2 separate regions of the Homo sapiens genome follow, and region 1 is linked to region 2. A link is a contact called in ENCODE Hi-C or POLR2A ChIA-PET data. All regions are on one chromosome and are shown on one strand. Each heading gives the region's core, a stretch centred on a gene start or an enhancer-like site at or near the end of the contact. The rest is flanking DNA. Distances are from core to core; before and after follow the strand shown. Region 1 has its middle 92 kb from the start of ESRRG. Region 2 overlaps ESRRG (estrogen related receptor gamma).

Region 1 (6,256 bases), core at 1,341-3,840, 210 kb before region 2:
GTAATGAAATGACAAAAAACGTCACTTCATTTCCCCCCATCAATAATGACAACTTTTCTTCTTCCCAAAAAGCTGTTTCAGGAGGTTTTAGTGGGATGAATAAATGTATTCCTTTTTAACACTTTTGTTGTTTAAAAATGCTATTGTTTCATTTGAGGTGTGAGGAAATGTGCTAACCCTGTCATTGTTGGTGCAGCAGTGCAGAAATGATAACTGTATATAGTTTTTTCTTTTTACAAAAATAGAGAGGAGCAAGAAGGAGACAACTTATTTAAATCCCGAATACAGTCAGACCTCATATGCATTGTTAAAAAAAAAAGCCCTGAAGAATTGCATATGGATTAGAGGGATGAATATTCTATTATTTCAGTCTGTTCTGCTGATCTTCTTATTGTGACTTTGTGCTTCAGAAATCTGCTAGGAATTTGGCTTTGCCGTAGTAGGCAGTAATTTTAAATGTGTATCAAGCACTTGATAGTGTATGATTTGCGTGCTGTTGCATTCCTATTCCCTAAATTTTCCACCAATTTATTACTTTTTTCATACTGTTTTAATATTTCAGGATGATGAATATATACAGCATCATTAAAGGTAAATAAAAAATGCATGAAATTAAAAAATGGAATATTAGATGTTTCTTTGCTGTAATCCCTCGGCCCAATAGGAATGAAATGTCTCTGTTCTGTCGAGTAATCCCTAAACATGATTAGGAACCTGGGAGTGTCCACACAGCCCACATAATATTTGTATCATCTAAGCCTATTTATGTAAGGTTTGAGTAAAAGTTGTTATTAGAAGACCTATAAACCCATTTTACAATTCCGAAAGATATGCTTGCCTCTTAATCTTTTCTACCTTTATTATTTTTCCTGGAGTTGATGACAATGTGTTCCTAATTCATTTTTCAGAATGCTATTATGGTACATCTTTTTCATACTCAGATGATACATTGGCTATTCTATTGAAATACATTTTTAAGACCACAGATTGAGTTCAGCAGTTCATTTGCATCTGGTAGCTCTTTTCTCAATATTTGTAGAAAGGAGAAGAGTTCATTTCCTAGGGTCTTTTCACAACTTCCAGACATTATTTGAATGTGTGTTTAGGGTAAGTTTTGCCAAAATATTTCGCCTTTTAAGAAAGTCTGCTCCATATTGACCCACAAAACCTGTGTTTTTTTTTTTTTATCATTTTCTTTCTTTAATAACAATGGTTTGCACTCTTTGATGCTTTCCTACAAAATTGTTTAAATTTGGTTGTGATATTTGAAAGAAGGCGGTCAGTGTTTTCTAATGAGAATATCTGGTTACTGAAAGTTTAAGGAATGTTTTCTCTAAACCTTGAGTAGGATAATGAAACCGTGATAGATGCCCCACATTGTTTGAATCACTTATTTGGGAAGATATTTTTCTTTATTAGCAAATCTTCAATGTTTGCCTTCTTTGAAAGCCTTCTTTTTAGGGGGACTTGTTTCAAAACATCTTAAAAGTCGTATGTATGATTCGTTTATTTCTCTTCCCTTCAATGAGATTTTAGTGGATACAAAGCATCTCTTAACTCAGTTTAGATCTTTTAAATGTGCAAATATTGATCTAGCAACTGCATGTCAAAACTCTTGAATTTCAGGAAACTTAGGCATGCACCATTTGCAACTCTATTCCAGATATGTTAAAGTACTCGGGTGTGTTTCTTAGAGTGTGATTCTTTTACTGTAGCTTAATGCTTATTTGCTTTTGGCCTAGCCACAAAAGGCATTATGTTAGTATTCACTGTTTAACCAACATCATGGAATGTGAAGATCAGTGGCTCTTTTTTTTAAATTGACAAATAAAAATTGTATATATTTATTGGGCACAACATGTTTTGAAATATGTGTACATTGTGGGATGGTTAAATTGAGCTAATTAACATGTGTATTACCTCACATACTTATCATTTTTAATAGCTCCTATTAAGTCCACAATTATGAGATGTGTTATTAAATGACCACGGTTTGTAATGAACACCCATGAATGTGATATATTTTGAAACCATGTTCCATACAGTACTCCAGGATGTGATGTGATAAGACCTTTAAACCTTTGCTCCCATTTCGGCGAGTTAACTCTGATGACCCACGATGAATGCTGGTAGTGAAAGAGGTATTTCTTTAGCATCTGTGCAAGTCAAGTTCAAGTTGGCTTTTCCTACAGACACCAGGTTTGAGCAGAGGAGCTGCAGCGTTGTTCCTTTACACTTTGCATGTGAGCCATTTGGTATCCAGGCTGCCAGCAATCATAAACATTTTCCTCTGGAAGCCACTTCCTGTGTGTGTGTGTGTTCCCCAATATGCAGAAAAACAAGTGACACCAAATAACATATGGCCAATAGACCCCTGGATGAACTTGACTCCTAGGCAGGCATTTAAGAGCTGGGGGCGGGGAATAGTTTTAAATAGTCTACACCCTTATGCTACAAAAATTAGCCAGGGAGCATGTGCTTTCGTAATGGTCCTGTGACAGGGCTGCTTCATTGTGTTCAGTGCGGCGGAAATCTGAGCCTCCCTCCACCAGCTGCGCTGAACCGAACACAAATGTCTCGGGTTCAGTTGGCAGATAAAGCACTGTTGTGTCGCAACTGCAGTATGTGGGGGCTACCAGGTGCAGCCAAGCCAGGGAGGCCTGAGCCCGGGTGGTCTTTTTCCCAGGGCAGGTGGCACAGAGCCCCAAAAGGAGAGAGAAAAATCTGGGCCACTATTCTGGAAATTTTCTGGATTAGGTGTGTAGCATATCCCACTCCACAAAGCCCTTCCAGATAATGCCAAACCAACAATTTAGAGGGCAGTGTTGTCTGTGGGTTAGAGCTCAGCCTCCTCAGTTGGCTCCCAGCTGTGTGGCCATTTACTTAATGTCTCTGTACCTCAGTTACCTTATTTGTAAACTTTGGATGATAATATTATCTACTAAGAAGTAGATACTAACATTGTACAAGGTAATCCTTTTAAAGCCCTGAGCATGGTGCCTGGCACATAGTCAGCACTGAACAATGTCAGCACAGTGAAGCTCTCATTTTCAGTGTGTGCAATGCTTTTGGTTTTATATATGGAGAAACTGAGGCTGTAAATAATGTGCTCACCTAAGACCACTTGGCCCAGAATAGATTTCACATTTCCTGGCTTTCATGCTATTATGCTAACCGCTAATCTATGCTTCTTCCCTGCGTCAAGCCCTTAACATTCCTATTCTTGATTAAAGTGAGGGGAGGATTTAAGAAAATAATGGTAAGAAATAACCTCATAGAGATTAACTTAATCTGCTGCATCTCATCTTTGGTGCTGAACATCTTTGAAATAAATAACAATCTGTTTTCAATCAGTATCTCCTCACAGCTAAAATTATCAAATTTTAAAAATATAAGTTTTACGTTCTTGGGGAAATTGGCAAGTTTTGACAATAATTATTTTTGGCAACTGTGGAGTCTAGTATGTTTCTGAAACTATCCACCGACATTTAAACGGGCTCTGAGCCTTGGACAGAAAAAGGCAGAGAAATGTTTACAGTTTATAGTTGTGAAGGTGTGCTGGAGTATTTTGCCTCAAGCAATACAGAAACTCCTGGGATGAGCAAAAAGCGCATTTCAAAGTGAAAGACTGAGGAAGGTAGCAGAAATATTACATGGTTAGGTTAAAAAACATTTATAAGGCTGGATTTAAAAGCATAGAAAATGAGAAATCTTTATGCTGCTTCTATTAATAATGAGTTGTGTCTGTATTCACAAATTAGTTTGCAAGTTAATATTTGGATTTGGCTAAACAACTGCTTATTAATTTTTTGAGATGAAAAAGTTGAGTTCACCAGTTATTTGAGTGATTTTGACCAGCAATTCCCCAAACAAGCAAACAAAACTGTTTATATAACCATCGTATAATTCAACTCCCTGTAGGTTGTGAATTTCATTCTACAGATGGAATTCTCTTCCACCCCAAAAATAAATACTAAATAAGCACAGGTCTGCTGCTCATGTCCACAGTGCAGTCAGGCTGCTAATTTGGTTTGATTACTAGATATGGCCCAGTGGTCCAGGGGTGTTTCTTCTCAGCAAATGACAATAGCATTGTGGTGGGGAGAGAAGCATCATTTTTTTTTTTCCCATGACCAAGGACTTAAGCCTTTTGGGCACATTAGCACTACTTTCAGCAGTAATGCAAAATGGGAAATAATTGGGTTGAGGAGCTCCTGGGATATTAGTGGTGCTGCAGGCAGGAAAGCAGGCATTGGAAAATAAATGACAAATTAGCATGCTTAATCTCTTTATTGTGAATCAGATGCCACAGCAGAGGCTCATAATACATTAATAAACACCAGTTAATGCAACTGAGATACTATTCCTCAAATTCACAAGAGTGGTAAGAATTCTTTCCTAGGGGAATGAGTGTGTTTTCTGAGTGATGTCCCCCCGACATAAGCAGGACTTTGTAGTACAAATCTAGGGAAAGAAGAATAACAATTATGTGTGTATAGTGTGCAGGCACTTATGATCACTTTCATGCATATCCACCTGTCTGAGCTTCACTATGACATCCCTGAAAAAGGCAGGTTTTACTATTTCACCACTTTACAGACAAGCCACAGATGGACTTAAATGACTTCCAAACATTGCTCACCATTGGTCAAGCGAAGAATTGAATCTTAATTTTCTGGCTTCAAAAAAATATATGTTCTTGCCACCCTATCACCCAACCTATGTAGAATTAAAATAGATACTAGTTATAAATCTGTATTATACAGATTCGATATCCTCTGAGTTGGGACATACTCCATGACCCATTATAACTAAGTTCCATAATATTACAAGTATAACGAGATTCCTGAATATTATTAAGTTACTGATACCACAAAGTCTTCCTTTACATGTCCTTTATAACTCAAAAGAGTCCCATGACATTTCCCATATGGAAACTCTGAGACACACAGAGGGTCACAGCTGAGCCACTTAGTGTCCAGAATTATCACTAACCAGGCTTGGCAAGGTTATGACTTGAGGTGCTCTGACTTGTAGCTGATCATATCACGTGTTTAACAGACGAATGTATCTGAGTCGTGGGTTTTCTACTCTAGCATTTCCAGAACATGAATCAGCCATCACAGCTCACGAGATCTGTTAGTGACTGGGCATCTGTGTAGCAACTGCATCCAGCTTAATTCTAGTTACTCCTCTAGCTTGTACTCCACAGCATTCAGCTGTTCAGCTGCACAGCATTCTTTTGTCTCAGTTAACATCATGTTTTGTAATTATTCCAATACTTGTTATGGAGCCTGATATTTTTGTATATGGAACCCCTTCTGTCCTCATTTATATCAGCCCTATCCTCATTGCTATATGGCATAGAAAATAGACCCTAAATTCATGTTTTTTGGTCAACTGACCTGAGGGACTTTGGGCAACAATGAGTTCTTCTTGGATGTTTATTCAAGAGGATGTACTATACCATCAGTAAGGATATGATCACAGTAGTAATGAGAAAGAGAAATGAGTATCTGGCCAAGGTCATGGAGAAAACAGGGTGGATTAAAAAGATGAGCAAGAGCTGGAAATCATAGAAATTGAATTTATATTTGAGCCAGAGTTACCAAATTTATTTCTAAGAAAGAAAGACTGATTGCTAAAGAGAGGAAGACAAAACCTAGTATATAGTGAAGAATGCCAAAAACAAACCTATATTCTTATAGCATCTATGAGTGCTATGTCTGTGTGGTCAAAAATAGTTATTCTTTTTTTTTGCCATGTTCATTATGCAATCTACTACATGAACACACAGCTCTGCAGAAATTGGAGACCAAGGGACTCCCCGAAATAAGTAAATAGAAAAATTACCCATTGAGTGGTTGTGCAGATATAACCTTATTTTTAAATTTGGTTTTTGCAAAGCAGTTCAATGTATATCTACTTATGGTTGTTCAATAAAAGCAAAAATTTCCCTATTCTTTCAAATTGAGCTTTAAAGAAATATGTTAAAAACAGACAAGGTTAAAAAAATCAAGGATTTACTTATTTTATATAGTAACTCTTTAAGCATATGTTTGACTCTTTAACGTAATTGTTTCTTTTGGTATCTTCTCTGGAGAGTGGGACTTGGAGATTTCCAGGGTAATTATGCCTCCTACCTTTCTAAGGACAGTCTGTTACTGTTTTCCCTAAATAACCTTTGATCATATAATGGATAAACAGTATTACCTCTGTTTTAATGACCTCCCTGATTTGACAGTGGCCGGCCGTG
Region 2 (6,014 bases), core at 1,369-3,868:
TTTTTGATTCAGAGTCTCTGTCGCCCAGGCTGGAGTGTAATGGCACCATCTAGGTTCTCTGCAACCTCCGCCTCCTGGGTTCAAGTGATTCTCATGTCTCATCTCATCCCGCCGAGTAGCTGGGATTACAAGTATGCACCAACATGCCTGGCTAATTTTGTATTTTTAGTAGAGACGTGGTTTCCCCATGTTGGCCAGGCTGGTCTTGAACTCCTGGCCTCAAGTGATCCACCTGCCTCGGCCTCCCAAAGTCCTGGGATTATAGGCGTGAGCCACGGTGCCCGGCTGATTTTTCTGTCTTCTTTAATGGGAATCTCCAAGTTTTATAGAATGGCTTGAAAATTACTGAGGTCAGTGAATAACTGTCTTTGGTTTTTTATCTTTTGCTTATGTCTCCGACTTAAACTGATCTGCAATGAAAGCTCTTTTGTAGAATATTCACAGGGTCTTTAGCATTCAATAGTGTCTTTTTTTCTGGTGAGGATTAAGTACAAATCTTTCCACATCTAGCTAAGTCAAACCAGATAAGGCAGATAGGTAAAGTTATAACAAATATTTGCATGCTACTTCAATGAAAGTTAGGGTCAGTTCACAGATTGTATCAGTCTTTTGGAGAATGGATGCCTGAGATAATTTTGAAAAATTTTGTGTAGAACATGGGCTTTGAGTTATATTTTAAAATAAGGAGTTTATTGTTAAAAAAATAAGAGGGAATGCTAATGAAAATGAAATATTTTTAAGCTACATAGATTAATTTCATTCAAAAATGTCATTTCAGCATCTTTAATCATTAAAATGGGATTTTTTGTAATATCAAATATAAAATCAAGAAAATTAATGTGGTATTCTGATCAGTGTAGATAGCAACTAAATTCAGTAATTCAAGTAAAAAGATAATGCTTTAAGATCTCTATTATTAGATTTTGCTATCTATAGCAATTGAATTAAAAGAGTCTCTCCATCTATATAGATGGGGCTATATAGATGTAGTTTAACACTAAGTTATAATACAGCTGAAAAACTGTTTTGTCTTAGTTTTCTTCATGTAGACAATGAAAACAATGTCAGATTATTGATCAAGTATTAATTTAAAGACTAAATTAATTTATAGCCAATTTGCATTTATTTTCTGAACATTGAGCTTGTGGAAAATCATTTCAGTGTTCGGTTAAACTGTGAAGATGTTGCTTGGCTAGGCAATTCATTGTATCATTATTTTGAAAACATAGTTCATAGTAATATATAGTGTATGTCAGGGAAATTCTTGTGAAATTTTAGAATAATCCTTGCAGATCTTCTCTCCGCTGCACAATCACCAATCCACTTGGGAACATTTAACTCAGAATAGATAATCCGGGGAGCTTGGTGTTAAAATGGCCAAAGTGTTCCAGGTCAGGCTGGGGATTAAACTGACACAATAGTTCATGGAAAAATTCTATTAGCACCTGTTACAGTTGGCCCTAGTTCTGATTTTCTTATCTCAGTCTTATTGTTTGAAAAATGTAAAGAAACAGATTATACTTGGTATTGATGAATCTTTGCCTTCACAAACAACATTTTATTTTTCGCATTATGTTTTGTATCAAAAGCTTGTTACATGTATGTACCTAGAACAGTCACAAAGTCTTTCAGGCTCATGACAAGTGAGGGTGTGTGACCCTTTAGCCTCTTCTAGTAAATGTAATGGAAGAGGAACCATGTACAACATAGTTACTCCTCAGTGATTCTACAAAATCCCTGAAAATTTTGAAAGCTGCCTTTACTACGGCACTTTCTTTGCTAATGGGGATAATACCCCTAACTGTGTGTGATATAACAACTATATTTAAAATTGAGGAATTTAAGTAGAACACAGAAAGGCTAGGATTTACTCAGACATTCCATACATTTTTATCCAATGCTTATTTCCTAGCTGTGTGATCTTGGGCAAGTCATTCAACCATTTTAAGCCTTCACTTTGTTGTTGTTAATTAAGAGGATTTTAATAACGCTCCCAAAGGCCCTATCGGTTGTAGGGCTTTGAATGGATTTCAGTGTTTAAAGATAAGTAGGGTACTTTTTAAAAATTCCAGAATGTTACAAAGTATATTATAGAAAGCCTGGCAGATAACCAATAATAATTAAGGAGCTATAAACATAATACTCTTTTTTGAACTTGATGCAAGCCCCTTCATCTATGCCTTTATTTCTCTTTCTAAATCTTAAGTAACATCTGCCTCCTGTTGTGATTAATGAAATAATATTCCAACTTGTGGGCAAGAGGGGAGTGGGTCCAACAGCTCTTGCAAGGGACCTGGGAAATACGCCACTGAAAAGAACGCAACTTGTACGAAATAGGTAAATCCCAAAGCCACCACATTTCTGCCCTGATTAAGGGCACCCCCTTGCTTATTCACTTTGAAGTCTTCTTCCTCTGTCATAACCAAGACAACTCGCGACAAGGAATCCTCTTCAGGAAATGTGTTAAGTCTTATCCGCACTTGTGTCTCTGATGCGCTCCCTCCAGCTTTCTTTTCTAGGATGCTTGGAGCCCCCCTCCTTCGCGGCGTTGGAGCGGGCTTTGGTTTCTGTTTGAAGCCCGGCGTCGGCTCCGGACGCGCGCAGCGCCCTCCGCGGTGGCTCCCAGGAAGTCCCTGGGAGTCTGCGGAGGGAGCCCCTGGGAGGCCCAGGGGTGGGCGCGGTCCGACGGCCGGGTGTCCTTCACGGGGCGTCCTTTCCACCCAGCTGTCCATGGAGCGAGCAGAGCCCCTGGCCGAGCGCCCGCCCGGGAGCCCGGGGCAGCCTGCGGGTGGCAGTGGGCAGGAGCCCGCGTTCCAAGCCGGCCTTGCTCCCCAACCCGCTGCTGCCGCCCGCGCTGCCGGGCTTCCTAGGCCTCCGCGAGGGCCTCAGCAACCCACGGGAGCCCAATCCAGGCAGAGAACCGGGGAGGAACGCCGAAGCAGCTCTTTCTCCCTCATAATTTGAGATGCTATTTTATCATCAACAGTCTGTGTTCAGACAGGAAAGATTGGGCTGAATAAATGTGTCCGGGAAACAGGATGCAGCCTGCGTCCAACCAGAGCGCGGCGGTTGTGTCCTGTGACCCGCTGTGAGGCTGATCATTCTGCATTGTTTACTCTTGTGCGTACATTTCAAAACACGGAATTACATCCGGAAATCTGGGTGAAAACGACATGGTCCCTAATTGTAAAGTTTTTTCACAGGACTTCAGATAAATGCAGTCATCTGTATACCTCAAGAGTGGATTTATTTATTTGGGATTTTTTTTTAAGACTTTATTTTTAAAATAACTAATGGGTACTAGGCTTAATACCTGGGTGATGAAATAACCTGCACAGCAAACCCACATGACACAATTTTACCCATGGAACAAGCTGCACATGTACCCCTGAACTTAAAAGTTAAAAAACAAAACAAAACAAAAACCCAGCACTTTTAGGCTGACAGCAAAATTGAGCAAAAAGTACAGAGTTAATATCCCCTGACCCGCCCCCCTTCATCCATACCCTCCCTCATTATCAACATTTCCCAGTAGACTGGTACATTTGTTAACAATCGATGAATCCGCATGGATACGTCATTATTACCCAAAGAAGTCCATAGTTTATGTGGGGGTTCACTCTTGGTGTTATACATTCTGTGGGTTTTGACAAATGTATAATGACACGTATCTACCATTATAGTATTACATAGAATGGTTTCAGTGTCCTAAAAATCCTCTCTGCTCTGCCTAGTCACCCTTCCCTTCCCCAACCCCCGGCCAAAATGGATTTAAAAGAAAAATAACGTATCAGACCAGAAGTTTCTCCCTAATTAGTTGCTTGTTTTCCTCATGGACTGCTTCCGGCTCCTAGAGAAGACATCATAGCATGAAGCATTCTTGCACGGTTTAGGTTTTGTTAACAGGGGCTATTAGTGTGTGTGACTTCTTAATCCCCCTTCTGCTGAGGGGCATCTCCAGCCCAGTTTTAATTAACAGGGAAATGCTCATATTATTTTGGTACACTGATTATAGGCGAAGCCTAAGTGGAAGTCACTTTGGTGTCCCAAGGGATTTCCGTGTTAAAAATGCATAGGGTACCTTTTTCTTCTCTTTCTTTTTTTTTTTTTCCTGTTAATTCTCCTCCTCCATGAACTCCAGATAAGCAGCAGGCCCGAGCCAGATTTCATTACTATCACGCACTCTTCATGGTCATCTTTTAATATTTGAAAGGATCATTTGTTAACTGGAAATGGTCAATTTTTTTTTCTTTGGCTTTTGAAATATAATTTTCAATTTTTAATTTGATTCATTTAGATGAAATCATTAATCAGGGTTGAAACTGAGTTAATTTTCTGGAAAATAAATGAGGTTGTTAGAGTGAACATTATTAAGTGGGCTCTTTGTAAGAAAGGGATAATAGCTGAAAATATGGAATACTTGGAGAACTGTAGCACTTGGGTAAAAATCGAAAGGATTTTTTTTCCTTGTTAAGTGGAATAATTCATTTTCAAAATTAGATCAGAGGATTTTTAGCATTAAGCATAATAAACACCCCATTAATTATATTAGAAATTGTAAATAGCAAAGCTTCAAGAAATTGTAAGGAAAGTACACTGTGTAAAGTTCTTCTTGTTGTGAGATGTTAGGACATATACTTTCTGATGTGGTTTTACTTTTTCTTTTGAAATGACTTGTGAACCAGTACTAGCTTTGGTATATTTCATCTCTTGTGTCTCTGGTTAAATTTTCAAGATCTTTAATTGTGGGTTGATTATAAAATAAATCAGAAAAAATTTATTGGAACCCCCTATGAATATCTAAACCTCTAATATTTTTCATTTTCTGACACTTTGCAATCTGATTTGCAACCAATCTCCTTCAGATAATCTTCTTTTTTAACTACATGTACCATACCCATAACTTCACCTAAGTTCCCAGATCCCTCTTGCACTCAAGCATTCAATTTATAACATATTATTTTAAATATTGATTATTTAATATTTCTTTCTATAGGTATGTTTTCTTCCTTACCTAGATTTCAAAAGCTTTGAGTGTCAGAATTGTGTCTTTGTATACCATATGCTCTTCTCTGCACACAGTAGGCATTAAATTAATTCTTTTTGACTGACTGACTCAGTGAATTATGGGAAACTGATGAGGTATACAAATAGCTTAGAAGCAAACCCAGATCCCAGACCATATCAAGCCTCTTTTTTTTTTCCAGCCAAACCTGGATCAAGTTTTAGCCATTAAAGAAGAAAGCATATTTCACTGACTTGCTGTGAGAGCACAGCATGACTTTAAGTGATTAGGATGGTGAGCAAAATACCCTTCCCAAGAAAACAAAGAAAGCTGAGATTTGGCCAGACATCCAGCCACCTCAATTCACCATTTAAGTAAGATGCAGGTCACTGGAGAATTCCCTGCTCATTGTTGCTTCTAATTGTTGCCTCCATTTTTTCATTTCTTACAGTCTCACAAGGTGGGTTGTTCCATATGAACAATTTCTTTCAGCGATTTTTGTTGAATATTCTATATAGAGAAGTTCCCATTAATGCAGTTCAAGAGATTTTTATTGGCACTCCCACAAATGCCACATCTATTTGCAGATACATGTAGCAGCCACAGTCCACTCAGCCACCAGAGGTTCCAAGCTAAACCTGCTTAGAGCTTAAATTTAGCTGGCAGGATGAATTGCACCATAGATTCAACCTGTCTATGTGTTTCTCTACAGTTTTTCTATTCACAGTTCTATATTTCCTATAAAACAATATAAATGGAGGATTAAATTGAACTATTGGTCTTTAGAAGTCAACATGTATCTCAAAGATGCCCTTCCATTCCTTGATCTTGGTAAGTTAATATGTATGAAGTATTCAGGGCAGTGAATGTTCCACAATATACATTTAATAAATGTAAATTATTGTTATTATTATTCACTGAAACAATAAAGAAGGGAAAAGCCTATATGGGTTGATAGGTATACTGTGGAATATTGTATGTGAATGTGGATGTACATATGTGTCACCCT

What was found. Hi-C counts contacts between places; a loop is a spot of excess contacts on that map. ChIA-PET counts read pairs that join two places held with the same protein, here RNA polymerase II (POLR2A). Pooled maps may share reads with other maps.
Region 1: a pooled map of gastrocnemius medialis shows a loop between it and region 2 (2.4-fold over the local background). The contact joins two enhancer-like sites. A Hi-C loop is called at or near these places in 2 of 168 maps with a recorded cell type or tissue (Caco-2 and gastrocnemius medialis) and 2 of 50 pooled maps. POLR2A ChIA-PET finds 5 or more read pairs at or near these places in 1 of 52 experiments (WTC11).

What each region holds. Positions count from the first base shown.
Region 1 is chr1:216,811,990-216,818,245 of GRCh38, reverse strand. It overlaps a transcript of ESRRG not described here. Among named protein-coding and RNA genes, the nearest start is that of ESRRG, 92 kb to the right of the region's middle. Within about 2 kb of position 2,590, at least 7 of the 41 ENCODE cell types and tissues checked have a DNase peak (open chromatin) inside an H3K27ac peak, as active enhancers do; they include gastrocnemius medialis, where a contact is called at or near this core.
Region 2 is chr1:216,597,920-216,603,933 of GRCh38, reverse strand. The region is part of intron 3 of ESRRG (estrogen related receptor gamma); the gene reads left to right. Among named protein-coding and RNA genes, the nearest start is that of ESRRG, 120 kb to the left of the region's middle. RefSeq lists enhancers at 2,435-2,534, 2,915-3,014, 2,860-3,428, 4,970-5,697 and a silencer at 2,635-2,814. Within about 2 kb of position 2,618, at least 28 of the 41 ENCODE cell types and tissues checked have a DNase peak (open chromatin) inside an H3K27ac peak, as active enhancers do; they include gastrocnemius medialis, where a contact is called at or near this core.